Linked DNA regions of Homo sapiens: region 2 is linked to region 1. Evidence: chromatin contacts called from ENCODE Hi-C data. All regions are on one chromosome and are shown on one strand. Each heading gives the region's core, a stretch centred on a gene start or an enhancer-like site at or near the end of the contact. The rest is flanking DNA. Distances are from core to core; before and after follow the strand shown. Region 1 overlaps MSI2 (musashi RNA binding protein 2). Region 2 holds the start of SRSF1 (serine and arginine rich splicing factor 1).

Region 1 (7,302 bases), core at 2,120-4,619:
GCCACACTGCGATTCAGGAATAGTAGCGAGACCGGCACAGCTGCCCTGACCAGCCTTCCTCCTCACATCCTTGTGAAGCTGTAGTCTTTAAAACTCTTCACAACTGCTGCCCAGTAGAGGCAGTTTGGTCTTTTCAGAAAGAGGGAAGGGACAGGGTACAATCTGTCACCCTCATCAGCTGGCTAGCCGGTTCCAAAATGAAGCCTTGGGGAAGAGGAGTATCAGGGCGTGAGGAAGTTGTGCAGACAGGAAGCCGTGACCCCTCCAAGCTTTGCTGACCGTTCTCAGGGGGGATGTCCTCTTCTCTTTCTTTAGTGAGGAGTAGCTCTCCCATGTCCTCAAATCCAGCTTTCCCAGTGTGGGCACCTGTGACCACACCCTCATCCCTCAGGCTCCAGTGAGAAGACATGGTAAGGGTTAACCAGTTTGGCCGGCTTCCCTAGACGGGAAATGGAGGTTCACCCAGCTGGTGTCTGGGAGGCAGGTTCTAGTCTTCTTTCCGGTGGCTCTCTGGGCAATGCATCTTGCAGCCCTCTTCTCTTCTCCACCAGGAGAGCAGGGAGCCTCCTCCAGAGGGGGAGCAGGTGACCCGCAGTCAGCCAGAAGTGGCCACAGGAACCCCTGTCCATCCTCACAGAGGGGAAGCAACTTCCCCAGGCCACCTTGCCTGCAAGCATGCCAGTGGCAGAGCCAGGACTAGAAGTCAGGCCTTTTGCCTGCTGGTTGGTGTGCCCCATGCCAGGCCAGAGGCCTGTTAGTGGGTCCTGGACTCGTGAGGGGCAGCCGAACTGTTGCAGCAGTCTTAACAATCCATCTGCTTGCTTCCACTCTGTACATTAGGATCATTAAATGTGGACTGTATTTTCTGGACTTACAAACAAAAGTGGGAGGGAAGACCTTGTACTTGAAAAGATTGCTCTCTAAGATGGTTCGGATTTGAAGAGAGAAGGCCTGAATTCTCTCATTTTTGCAGTTATAATAATAAATACTTTTCTTTAATACCTAGAACATGCCAGGAGCTGAGCAAAGTGTATTTTGTACTTCATCTTACGTGTTCCTCTTACCAGCCCATGAGGGTGGTTCTGTCATCACCCTCGTCTTACAGGTGAGGACTTGGAGAGGTTCAGGTTCTGCCTTCAGTGCCACAGCTGAGAGGTGGGGAACTGGGATTTGGATGCAGGCTCTAACCTCAGACTGGGGAAGGATTCTGCATGGTAGATAGGGAACAGAACTGCCAGGCCAGTGCTGGCTGAGGGCTTGTTTCTGGTTGAGGGACTTTTTTTTTTTTTTTTTTTTTAAGATGGAGTCTTGCTTTGTCACCCAGATGAGTACAGTGGTGCAGTCTTGGCTCACTGCAACCTCCACCTCCTGGGTTCAAGTGATTCTGCCGCAGCCTCCCGAGTAACTGGGATTATGGGTGTGCACCACCACACCTGGCTAATTTTTGTATTTTTAGTGGAGACGGGGTTTCATTAGGTTGGTCAGGCTGATCTCAAACTCCTGACCTCAAGCAATCTGCCCACCTCAGCCTCCCAAAGTGCTAGGACTACAGGCATGAGCCACCAAGCCTGGCCTGAGGGGCTTCTTGCTTTTGCTTGTGGTCACTTCCCTGCAATGCTGCTGTCTTGATTTTCAGGGCATCTTGTGACAGTGACTGAGGCTTGCTCTCCCTTCTCTTGCTGCCCAGGTGATGAGCACTACAGGCCTTATAACCTGATGATTTGGGGTTGAGCCATATCCCTAGAACTTCCTATGTGGTGAGAAGTCAACAGTATCACGGAACACTTGGTTTTGTGTCTCATTTCAGCCTAGTAGAGGGACAAAGCAAGAAGTTTAATGCCAACATCAGAAGAGCCACTTGAGCAGACACAAGCATTTGCCTGTGTACAGCATATACCTTGTGCCGGGCACGCTTTTCTATTACTTCATTTAACCTATCTATGCCTAGTGTTCCATTATCGGAACGCCAAGCTTGTGGGGAGTTATTTATATCCTACTGCTCAAGGTCATCACCAAGGTCTGATTTTTCACAAAAATTTGCAACCTCCGGCATAAATGGGTTAATTCTCAACACCATCCTCAGGATAGGTACTGTCATCATTCCCACTCTACAGGTGAGGGATTGGGCTATAGTAACTTGTTTGAGATCAAAAAGCCAGGAATTGGCAGAGCCAGGATCCAAACTGCCTGACCCCAGAGCTCATACCTTTATCTTTCTCATCAAAAACCACTGGTTGGATGAGTACCTCTCTGGGAAGAAAGGGCTGCATGACCCTGTGTGCTATTACCCACCTGTTGGCCGCCAAGGCTGATACCTGGCAGGAAGCCCTCATTCACAGGGCAGAAGGCTCAGTGAAATAAACAGGCACCCAAGGGCTAAGTGGAGAGGACTGGCTCGCTCCAGGAGCTCTGTGCAGATCTTGAGCACATTGGCTCAGTATGTTATTGAAATGATGGAGCTCGGGGCGGAGTGATGATTAATAGTGCCTTTGGCAGCCCCCAAAACCACCAGGAACTGTGGATAGTGAGAGGCCCACCATCCGGTGTCACCACAATGGTGCTGGTGTCCAATGAACGTGTGCTTCCATATACTGTTCTGAAGGGCAGTAGTGAGTGGTTCCAGCCCGCCTCATCTTCCCTGTAGCTGCTGAAGGTATGTCTGTCCTCCTTCCTTCCTTCTTTCCTCTCTCTCTCTTTTTCTTTTTCTCTTTCTTTTTTTTTTTTTTTTTGAGATGGATTCTCGCTCTGTCTCCAAGCTGGAGTGCAGTGGCACGATCTTGGCTCACTGCAACCTCCAACTCCCTGGTCCAGGCGATTCTCCTGCCTCAGCCTCCTAAGTAGCTGGGATTACAGGCACCCGCCACCACGCCTGGCAAATTTTTTGTATTTTTAGTAGAGATGGGTTTCACTATGTTGGCCAGCATGGTCTCGATCTCCTGACCTGGTGATCTACCCACCTCGGCCTCCCAAAGTGCTGGGATTGCAGGCGTGTGCCATGGCATGTGTTTTCAAGATCTCCTTTGACCCAGGTCTGTGGCTTTGGTCCTTTGCCATGGACTAGAGTTCTTCATAGGCAAGTAGTCCATGTGGCGCTTGAGCTCTTCACTAGATTAAAGCCAGTAGAGGTAACAGCGCAGCCCCTCTGGCTAGGGAAGAGGGGTGCCGCTAGCATCATTCCATCTGGGGCTTCACCTCATCTTTGCATACCAGCCCTGCCTGCTGCTGCTCCTGTCGCAGGCGTGGAAGACCTGGCTGGAACCCTATTCCTGCCATGACCTTGAGGCTGTTCAGTAACCTCTGAGAGCCTGATTTTCCCACCCACCTTATGAAGTTCTTACAGAGCGCCTAGCTCTCATTCAGGTGCGTGGGAGATGCTCAGTGACTTCGAGTTCCCTCCTCATGCCTCTTCATGTGGCTCTGGGGCTTGTATTAGAGCTTCCCTTTCTTTTAGAGTACAGCCAGCTGTCTATTGCAGCTTGTATATGAAACGGTCTCTCTCTGTGGTAACTTTGCACAAAAGATGGTTTTGTGGTCAGCCTCTGAATAATGCAGTGAAGCCCCTGCCCCCCAACTCACACACAGGGAGCTGTGGTCACAGTCGGACCACTTGGCAGCCATCATAAGACTTGAAATGGGGGGTTTGAAGCCATTGCTTGTGAATTAGCATGTTTTTCTCTCTTTTGCCTTTGTGAAAACCAACTTCCTGTGCAGCCGCTTGTGTTTTAAAACCCTGAAAAAGGGGGGCCAGCTCTCAGCCCTTGTCCACCGCTGGTTCCTAGGACCGTTATGAATTAAAGATTACAGCCGTTAAAAAGAGATCGTCTTTAAACAAGCGCAGTTCTCTCTCCTCATGCCCCCTGAGTGGAGAAGTTTTTGTGTATAGCGAGTCCAAAACAAACAGAGATGTTCTTGAGAGATGTGGGGAGCAGGGGCCGAGACAGCAGGAGAGCGAGGGCAGCAGAGGGACAGTGGGGGAGAGCCGGGGAACTGTAGTTTTGAATTGTTGGCCTCCTGTCTGCATGCTCAGAGAAGCAGGGCCGCGTGGAGTGCCCAGCGGAACCTGCTCATGCTGATTTGCTGCGTCACCTTGGGAAAACGTTGGCTTTGCTCCTCCGCAGCACGCACACAGGCACAGGCACACACACGTTCCCATCCCAGCTGGTGCCCGCGTGTGGGTGTTAGGCACAGACTCTTTGGACAAAGCTCTGGAGATGAATTGGGAAAGAAGTGTGGTAGAAACATCACCAGGAAGCTTTGTGTTACGGGCCTTGTCACTGCATGTGAAGATAGACCAGACGCCCCGCAGAGACAGCCCTCTTGAAACTCTCACCTAAAGGAGATGCTACCAAGGTGAGGGACCTCCGGGCAGCAGAACAAGAACATCGAACAACCACTACGGTTTAACAGGAGCAAGAAACGATCTTTCCGAACTTTCCTCTGTGGATGCAAAGATGTTGAAGAGCAGTTCCTGCCTTTGGCAGGGAACTCGGGGTGCACACGGGGAGACAGACAAGAAGGGATGAGTCCAGGGCACTTGTATGTCTGTACCTTCTCTTAGCCTCATAACATCTCTATGAGGGAGCGAAGAACATCACAGCTTTGGCCGGGCGCAGTGGCTCACGCCTATAATCCCAGCACTTTGGGAGGCCAAGGCGGGTGGATCACGAGATCAGGAGTTCAAGACCAGCCTGGCCAAGATGGTGAAACCCTGTCTCTACTATTAGTGGGGCGTGGTGGCAGGCACCTGTAATCCCAGCTACTCAGGAGGCGGAGGCAGAGAATTGCTTGAACCTGGGAGGCAGAAGTTGCAGTGAGCTGAGATCGCACCACTGCACTCCAGCCTGGGCGACAGAGCGATCGAGACTCCATCTCCAAAAAAAAAAAAGGAACACCACAACTGACTTGCCCTGTGTTGGAGATGGCTGTGCAGATTTAGTCTTGCTCAAGGGCTTTACCAAGGGTTGTGCTCAGGGCACAACTGGGGCTAAATTCCAAGGCCTGCTGCCTTTGGGTCCGTAAATCTTCATTGCAGATGTTGATGTAGTTTCCAGGACTGCATCATCTTGGAGTTTATTTTAGGCAGATGATTGCCTTCTAGGTCATTCTCAACCATTTAAGTATCCTTGGCAGGAGAACTTATCTGAATGGGCCAAGGCTCTTTGAGTTGGGAGCAAGGCGTATTTTCCCACCCAATCTCCATGCACCCGGGTCCTGTGGTTTCATTGGCACTTCATTTGGAAAGTTGTTGGCTTTTGGGAGGAGAAAGGAAGGAGAAGTTTGGCAGCATCCTGTTCCAAGGCCTAGAGTTTTAATGTGTGGTCAGACTGTTTATTGATTAATTGGTTTTCAAGAGGGAAACATGTTCTTTCAGGACATAGGGTCTCTAGGACAAAAATAACTTTAAAAGAAGAGGTGGAGATGTTAGAGAACACTCTAATAACTCCTATCACTTCACAGCTGGGAAACCTGAACCCCCAAAGGGGTAAGAGATTTTAGAAAGTTTCACCAAATTCCCCATTTCTCTGGACAGAATTGGACTCTAGATGGAGGACTAGACATTTTCCCCTAGAGCCGTGTTTCCCCAGGGCATTGAGAGGTGTTAGGAGATGCAAGGGCTCCATGGCCGTACATGTGGCAACTCCTAAATTAAACATTCCCTAAATGCAGGACTTCTCAGAGCATTTACTCTGCTAACAAGTGGTCTGCTTTTCTAAGAGCTGGTTAAGGTAGGTAATGATTCCTTATTTGGCCAATGAACTTATTTTAAGGAGACTAAATTATCTTTAGTCTTTAAATTATTTTAAAATTATTTTTCTCCTAGAAGACCCTATGTCTTGAAAAATATGTTTCCCTCTTAGAAACCAATTAATAAATATTGGGAAGTCAGGCCAGGCACGATAATTCATGACTATAATCCCAGCAGCTGGGGAGGCTGAGGCAGGAGGATCACTTGAGTCCAGGAGTTTGAGACCAGCCTGGGCAACATAGCAAAACTCTATCTCTACAAATAAAATAAAATCAAATAAAATAAAATTAACTAGGCATGGTACTGTATGCCGGTAGTCTTAGCTACTCAGGTGGCTGAAGTGGGAGGATCACTTGAGTCCAGGAGTTCAAGAATGCAGTGAGTTATGATTGGGCTCCTGCACTCCAGCCTAGGAGACAACGTGAGACCTCGTCTTTAAAAGAAGAAATAAAATAAAATAAAATAAAACTAAGAAGTCAGATGAATTCTGACTCAATAAATTGAAGTCAGATAGATATATTTTTATCAACTGGGCATATACATATATAAAAATAGATATCAGATACCATATTGCATATATATAAGTACATATTTTAATAAACTATATTAGCCTGACATATATATACCTTTTTTTTTTTTTTTTTTGGAGATGGAGTCTCGCTCTGTCGCCCAGGCTGGAGTGCAGTGGCGCGATCTTGGCTCATTGCAAGCTCCGCCTCCCGGGATCACGCCATTCTCTTGCCTCAGCCTCCCGAGTAGCTGGGACTACGGGCGCCCACCACCACGCCTGGCTAATTTTTTGTATTTTTAGTAGAGACGGGGTTTCACTGTGTTAGCCAGGATGGTCTCGATCTCTTGACCTCGTGATCCACCCGCCTTGGCCTCCCAAAGTGCTGGGATTATAGGCGTGAGCCACCGTGCCCGGCCACATATTTTTAATATATGTGTGTGTATACATATTTTAATCTCTCAATGGCCATCAGAGATTTAGGTCACAGTGTTACCATGCTTTAGTCAGAAGGAAAGAACTCTGGGTCACTGTGCAATTTCTGGTTGGCTTTTGGAAGCTGACAGCCTCATTGCTGATATCTTCTTCAGGAGCACAAAGTCTCTGACTGGGAACTGCTGGCTACATGGATGGAGAGCCCCTCTCCAGCTCTAATACTCTCTGTGTTCCATGCCTCTGGGTTATCAGCAAGAAGCCCAGCTGCTCGGCCCATAACTCAGATCAGTTAGCATATAAACTCCAGAAAATAATTGCCCTCTTAATTGCTACTGATACCATGTCTTGAACCAGGCTTTGTTCAAGGTGGGATACAGGTGGGACACAGGCTTGGTTCACAGGTGGGAGGGTGCCCTGTGCAGGCCGTGGGAGGATAATTTGAGAATTCCCTTGCCTGTCCCTGCTCCGCGGTTGCTGGGCACCTGGCGAGAGCGTTGGGTTGTTTGCTTTGGGTAACTATGGCAGATCCTTTTAATTGCCACCAAATAACTTCAGCTCAACCTCGTCAGTGGTTGTTTTGCTGCGTCGCTCGGAAGAATGCCTCCCTCTTTGT
Region 2 (7,302 bases), core at 1,573-4,072, 550 kb after region 1:
TGAGACTTAAAAGTATTCCCAACTAGATTATCTACACCAATACATTGGAACTCTATATTTTGCTTTCATTTTGTCTTAAAAAAATGAAATAGCAACGCTCTATCAGTCACACAGAGGACATGCAGATTTAGCAGTATTGATATTATACTCTATCTTGTTGGATTTAAAAACACCCTGTACCCACATGTACACCAACAGCAGGTCACACATTAACAGTTGTAACTAAGCACTGTGACAAATTAGCCAGTTCTTCCCACATTAGTCCCTATTAAAACAAAAATGGGGGGAAGGGAGCAAAATAAGTTGCTACAAAATGGGCAATATAATTTTGCCACAATTGCCAAGGTTTAAAAAGCAAAGCAATTGTAGCTAAAGACAACTGAATAAAATGTTTGCAAGTGTTTTAAGGAAAATGTATATAATCATTTTTAACCCCTGCCTTTTAGTATAAGGTCAATACTGCCAATTTCATCTGTGACAATAGCACTTGGAGTCATACCATTGCCTCCATTATTGATCTGATCCTCCTCAATCCTCCTTTTGACAATCCTAAAATGATTGAAATGTGCTCCACAATCCTTAATCCAAAGCATTCTTAATCCATCTCTTCAGATATGTCTACAGAAAGACACATGAAAAGCAAGATAAACATAAGAACTTCCCCAGGTAAGATAACCACAAACACCCCCAACATCCCAGTTCACACAAACCAGGGCAGATAGACATTTACACAATATCACAGTCTGAAGAGTATGGAGTTAACTAAATTTAAACAATCCTGTCTATGACATCACTTAAAATACAATTTATCAAAGACACGAAGGGAATGTAGATGTTAGGAGCAAGGGGATATTACAAGAATGCAATTCAACACTTTAGCCCATTCTGAACAAAACAGTTTGAATTAAAAAATGAAAAGATTGTACTGAATAAAGGAAAACTGTATACAACATGGGTTCTACAAAAAGTGTCACCAATCATCTTATGTACGAGAGCGAGATCTGCTATGACGGGGAGAATAGCGTGGTGATCCTCTGCTTCTCCTTGGGGAGTAACTGCGACTCCTGCTGTTGCTTCTGCTACGGCTTCTGCTACGACTACGGCTTCGAGATCGAGATCTTCCATAACTTGGACTTCTGGGCCCATCAACTTTAACCCGGATGTAGGCAGTTTCTCCCTATTGGATAGACAGAACTTTCCATTGAAAGATCTAAGCTTTCATCTATCTTCAGACATGCTGAATGAATACAATGTAACTAAAACCAGAAATCTGGCAATTTACTTGGACAACCTTGCCTGAATCCTTACCTTGAAATTCCACTGTTAAGACCACTGTATCCAATTCTGGTCAAAGAAAAGAATACGTGTATAACCTACCTCATGAGATCTAAACTTAGTGTTATCCAGTTTTCGAACTGCATAGGTCATATCTTCTTTCCGTACAAACTCCACGACACCAGTGCCATCTCGGTAAACATCAGCATAACATACATCACCTGCTTCACGCATGTGATCCTTTAAATCCTGCCAACTTCCACTTGGAGGCAGTCCTGAAAAAGTGATTTTTTTTTTCTTAGTACCAATTATCTTAAATTTCACGTTAAGCTGGTAAGGTACATTAGGACAAAGAGTACTTTAAAGTACTTAATAGGTGTACTTAAGTGATACCAGGTAAAGAGAGCTGGTAAGATTCTGGAATCCAGAGTCCAAAATTATTTGTAACGATCTTCGTATCTAGTACCGCAACCTAATTTGGTAAATCACCACAGCAGCAATCCTCGTTTATTAAATTCACCCAAAAACTAAAGCAATTTAAGACCTAGCATGAAAAATTTGCAATTATTAAACCTGTCACGCAAGAGAAAAATTTTAGGTAGTTTTCGTCCCTTCACATCAATCCACACAACCAGTACACTCACCAGAGACAACCACTCTGTTTTCAGACCGCCTGGATGGGGGGCCATAGCGACCTCGGGGAGCTCCGCCACCTCCACCCCCGCCGCCGCCTCGGCCTGTTCCACGGCCGCTTCGAGGAAACTCCACCCGCAGACGGTACCCATCGTAATCATAGCCGTCGCGACCATACACCGCGTCTTCCGCGTCTCTGCGGGATCGCAGAAAGTAAAAGGGATGAGAAACACCAGGAGGAGAAGCTCGCTCAGTTGGGAACCAGCAAACCCCCCGCACATGCGCACCCAACGTGGAAGAGCCCACATGCGCCGCATAATAGGAATGGCCCCTCCCCCACCCAGAAACACGCCAGGCTCCCAACCACTACACCAGCCCTCAGCGCCTCAGTTTCCCGCTCCAGCCTGCGAATGGGCTCCGGGGACGTCCAAGGCGAGGCGCCAGAGAAGCCACATCAACTCAGCTCCTTACTCGACTCCTGCATGGGCGATACAGTCTCGCCCCAACCTCTCTAAGAGCCCCCGCTTCCCCGTTCTCTATGTTAAGGCCTTGGAGCCTTCCCCAACTACTCGGACCTATTTCCTCAAGGCTGCAAGCCCCATGCCGCCTCACCGCGGGTCCTCGAACTCAACGAAGGCGAAGGGCGGTCCCCCGCGGCGATTCTTGAGGTCGATGTCGCGGATAGCGCCGTATTTGTAGAACACGTCCTCAATGTCCTTGGTTCGGATGTCTGGAGGTAAGTTACCCACGTAGATGCGGCAATCGTTGTTCCCTGCGGGGCCACGAATCACACCACCTCCCGACATGGCGGTGACGAAAAGCGCGGACTCGAGAACAGGCCTTCCCACCAAGCCTAGCGCACGGCAGAGCGAGCCCGCAGCGGCACCACGTCTCCCGCGGCCCCTCCAAAATGGCGCCTTTATCAGCTCGGCGCACGGATATGGGGGGGAGACAGAGGAAGAGAAGCGGAAGGAAACAGCGATTCGATCCCAACACGCACGCGCGGGAGCGCAACGGGTGCTGCGAGGGCTACGTTCAGCGCACGCGCACGCACGCGCGACGTCACCCTCCCCACGAAGGGGGTAAAAAAGTCCCCCGCGTTCCCAGCTTGGGGTGGTTTGCGAACAGAGTGACCAGCCGTTTGGTAAAAGTTAAATAACGAACTTTCGTTAAAGGAGCTAGTCATCCAGGTCGGGTCTTGAAGGATGGTCGATTTCTCCAGGAATGAGGATCTTTGAAAGCAACTCGGCGCCTTCAAAGCACTTGGTGAAACCTAGCCTAAAGCGTTGTCCCACCATGCTCTGCGGCGATAACGGCCTTTGGCGGGAAAGAGTCTCGGAGGCGGGGCCAAAGGGGGACGGCCCGGGCGGTTGCTCCGGAAACCCGGGTATCTTCGTAGGGTGCGTCTAATCCAGAGCTGAGTTGCGGGTGATTGAACGGAGAGCTGGGGCGTTGGTTTGTCTTCCCGCCCCTGCTGCGAATAGACCGTGGCTGCTTAGACAGATGTGTCTAATTTAGCGAAACCGATTTAGATTCCTTAATCCTCTTCATTAAGTACCGTTCCGCCTTCTCGTCAGAACTTTGCATAGCTCGGGTCAGCACTCCTAGTGCTAGTCGCAGTGGGTCCGTATCCCGACCGGCAACGTGGTACCCGCCAACCAGAAGGGGTAACACCGTACCGCCTATGGGACCCACACCTTTTTATCTCTTGTTAGTCGCCTGTCCGTGGGACTAGCGCAGAATGCCTGCAGAATGAATCGTTTCTGTTGTTTCCTTTCAAAGAACGAGAAGGAAGAAAGGGTGCGTGTGTGCAGTCCTTTTTTCAAAAGTTTTCCCTAAAAGTTACTGATACACCAGGTTTTGAAAATACCGGTCCTCTCAGGTAATAAAATGGAGCAAAATGGATGTGAGAACCGTAACCACTAGATACCGCGGTTGCTATTCAGGACTGTGATCCTGTTTGCCTGCGGCATTGGGAGATAACATTTTACATTTTTTTTCGACGTCTGAAATCTGGATTTTTATGTGAAATCCTGGGATTTTTAAACGTCGCTAATGAATTAAAATTCAAATCAGGCTGGGCGCGGTGGCTCACGCCAGCACTTTGGGAGGCCGAGGCGGTTGGATCACTTGAGGTCAGGAATTCGAGACCAGCCTGGCCAACATGGTGAAATCCCGTCTCTACTGAAAAAACAAAAAATTAGCCGGGCTTGGTGGCAGGCGCCTGTAATCCACTCTACGCGGGAGGCTGAGGCAGGAGAATCGCTAGAACCCTGGAGGCGGAGGTTGCAGTGAGCTGAGATGGCGCCATTGCACTGCAGCCTGGGCTACAGAGTGAGACTCCTCCAAAAAAAAAAAAAAGGAGGGGGAAACAACAACAAATTAAAATCAAACCCTGCAGTCATAAATTTGCCATAACAGATCTACACACTGAATTTAAGGGATAATTTTCTTCATGTTATTTATTTACAGTAGTCCCTTTCCGCAAGGATGTGAGGCAACTTACAGAGATACCATAAAACATGAAAACTAGATGAGGCTGGGCGTGGTGGCTCACTCCTGTAATCCCAGCACTTTGGGAGGCCGAGGCGGGCGGATCACCTGAGGTCAGGAGTCGGAGACCAACATGTCGAAACCCGTATCTTCTAAAAATACAAAACATTAGCTGGGTATGGTGGCGCGTGCCTGTAATCCCAGCTACTCGGTAGGGTGAGACAGGACAATCTCTTGAACCCTTAGGAGGTGGAGGCTGCAGTGAGCGGAAATCACGCCACTGCACTCCAGCCTGGGTGACAGAACAAGACTCCATCTCACACACACACAAAAAAAATGCTAGAGTAAGAAATCAGAGGAATGGGAAAATGAGGGGTGGATTAAATGAAATACGCATAAATTACTATACAAAATGCCTGCAGTGAAAGCCCGTTGAATTTGTTGAGATAGATTGCAAATTTTACTTTAGTCTTCCCAGAAGTCACGGTAAAGAAGGGTACAGAAGTATTGTGTATTCAAAATCCAAAGTGCCTTTGGGATAAAAGTAAATAGGTCATTCAGGAGAAGGACATGTTTTCTTAATTCTAAAAGCTGATGAAATATATTTTACAAATGTTTCTCGGTGACCCCAAAATACAAATTCAATTTGAAATGAGCAGGGATGCTTGGTCTTGTGGCCGTAGATCCTCGGTATATCTACAGATGACCTTTGGTAATCCTTGAGCTTTCTGTAATATTTTCGAAAATTATATGCATGTGTGCATGTACAAAATTATATGCATGTGTGTACTTTTTTCTGGGAAGAGGATTTGGAATTTTAATCAACTTCTTAAAGGAGTCCATAGATCCCAAAAGGAAAAAGAACTTCTGAAATTTGTCAAGGGAAGGATAGATTGCCTATTCTTCAGACCATCCTTTAAGTATATATATAGATGTGTGTTTGTGTGTGTGTGTGTATATATATATATATATATATATATATTTTTTTTTTTTTTTTGAGACAGAGTTGCCCTCTGTCACCCAGGCTGGAGTGCAATGGCATGATCTCAGCTCAGTGCAACCTCTGCTTCCCTGGCCTAAGTCATTCTTGTGCCTCAGCCTTCCGAGTAGCTGGAATTACAGACATGTGCCACGATGCCCAGCTAATTTTTGTATTTTTGGTAGCTGGGATTACAGGCATGAGCCACCACGTCCAGCTAATTTTTGTATTTTTAGTAGAGACGGGGTTTCGTCATGTTGGCCATGCTGGTCTCGAACTCCTGGCCTCAAGTGATCCTCCGGCCTTGGCCTCCCAAAGTAGTGGGATTACAGGCATGAGCCCCTGCACCTGGCCGGCTTTTTTTTTTTTTTTTTTTTTTTTTTTTGAGACAGGGTCTTGCTCTTTCACTCAGGCTGGAATGCAGTGGTGCAATCACAGCTCACTGCAGCCTCGACCTCCTGGACCCAAGCGATTCTCCCACCTCAGTGTCCTTCGTAGCTGAGACTACAGGTATGCATCACCACTTCAGACTGATTTTTGTATTTTTTGTAGCGATGGGGTCTCGCCATGTTGCCCAGGCTGCTTTTGAACTCCTGAAGTCAAGCGATCCTTCCATCTCGGCCTCCCAAAGTGGGGGGATTACAGGCATGAGCCATTGTGCCTGGCCAGAGCCTGATATGTTTTTAAATGAGAAGGTGACCAAAAAAGATACTATTTCAACAAATCTACTGTTTCTAGCATTGTTCCATTAAGTGAATGGCAGAAAAGAGGAGAGTTTTTAAAAACTTGCAGCCTGTTGATTCTTTCATTCAACAGTTATTTGCTGAACACATTTTCTTTCTGTTCTTTTATACATCAGTTTAAATTTATGCAGGCAAAGCTTCTGTTAATCATAAGTCAATGATAACTGAAGTGATAACTGAAATCAGTAGTTTATAATTGGATAGTTCATTTTAAGAAGGGATGAGACAATACACATAGGTACTTTTAATTTCAAGGTAATTTCATTCCAGAAAAATATAATTGAATTTGCTTTTTGTTTGTTTGTTTGAGGTGGAGTCTCGCTCTGTCACCCAGGCTGAAGTACAGTGGCAGGATCTCGGCTTACTGCAATATCCTCCACCCAGGTTCAAGTGATTCTCGTGCCTCAGCCTCCTGAGTAGCTGGGACTACAGGCATATGCCACCACGCCTGGCTAATTTTTATATTTTTAGTAGAGATGGGGTTTCATCATGTTGGCTAGGCTGGTCTTGAACTCCTGACCTCAAGTGATCTGCCCACCTTGGCTTCCCAAACTGCTGGGATTACAGGCATGAGCCACCACACCCAACCTGAATTTGCTTTGATTTATTCTTGTCTAATTTAATGCAGTAATTTCTGATTTTGTTCAGTTCAGCACAGTACAAAGTAAAACTTAATTGAGAGTGAATAGGACATTCTTATTTCTGTTGGCATCTTTTTTTGTATTTGAATGTAACCAACTGTTCTGGAGTTGATGATGAGGTCAGTATATGGCAGGAAAAGTCTTGACGGCTGTTTTATCAGGTCTTGCAGGATGGCGTTAGCTTTGTGATGATTACAATTAAGGATGTTACCAGTTATCCAGAGTTAACATATTTCAGTCCACAAGAGTAAAACATCAAAAAAGCAAGTAAACAATTTATTTGGAAATAAGAACAAAACAAGGTGAATCATTTTGAGGGATATTTCATTCAGATCCTGAGACCTGATAAACGATCCCTGCCCCCACAGCAAAGTATTTCTCTCCAAGACAGGAAAATTCACAGCACCTGGATTCTGTGTCTCTGTTCCTGGGCAGTGCTGGGTAGAGACTGGCAATTATCTTTCTACAGGCTAATCTTCACACAGTTCTCTAAACAATATACTAGATGGTTGATTCCTTTTGTGCTGAGCAAATTACA

What was found. Hi-C counts contacts between places; a loop is a spot of excess contacts on that map. Pooled maps may share reads with other maps.
Region 2: a loop to region 1 is called in a pooled map, with 6 times the contacts of the local background. The contact joins the promoter of SRSF1 here to the enhancer-like site in region 1. A Hi-C loop is called at or near these places in 1 of 37 single-sample maps with no recorded cell type and 11 of 50 pooled maps.

Annotation. Positions count from the first base shown.
Region 1 is chr17:57,451,727-57,459,028 of GRCh38, forward strand. All of the region lies in intron 6 of MSI2 (musashi RNA binding protein 2), which reads left to right. Among named protein-coding and RNA genes, the nearest start is that of MSI2-AS1, 150 kb to the right of the region's middle. RefSeq lists an enhancer at 3,709-3,828. Within about 2 kb of position 3,370, at least 11 of the 41 ENCODE cell types and tissues checked have a DNase peak (open chromatin) inside an H3K27ac peak, as active enhancers do.
Region 2 is chr17:58,004,424-58,011,725 of GRCh38, forward strand. It overlaps SRSF1 (serine and arginine rich splicing factor 1), which reads right to left and starts at 2,823. Exons shown (of 4, transcript NM_006924.5): 1 at 2,521-2,823; 2 at 1,920-2,104; 3 at 1,378-1,550; 4 at 1-1,177. The coding sequence starts at 2,714. The coding sequence ends at 983. RefSeq lists enhancers at 434-1,633, 1,965-2,014, 2,285-2,334, 2,458-3,176, 3,125-3,174.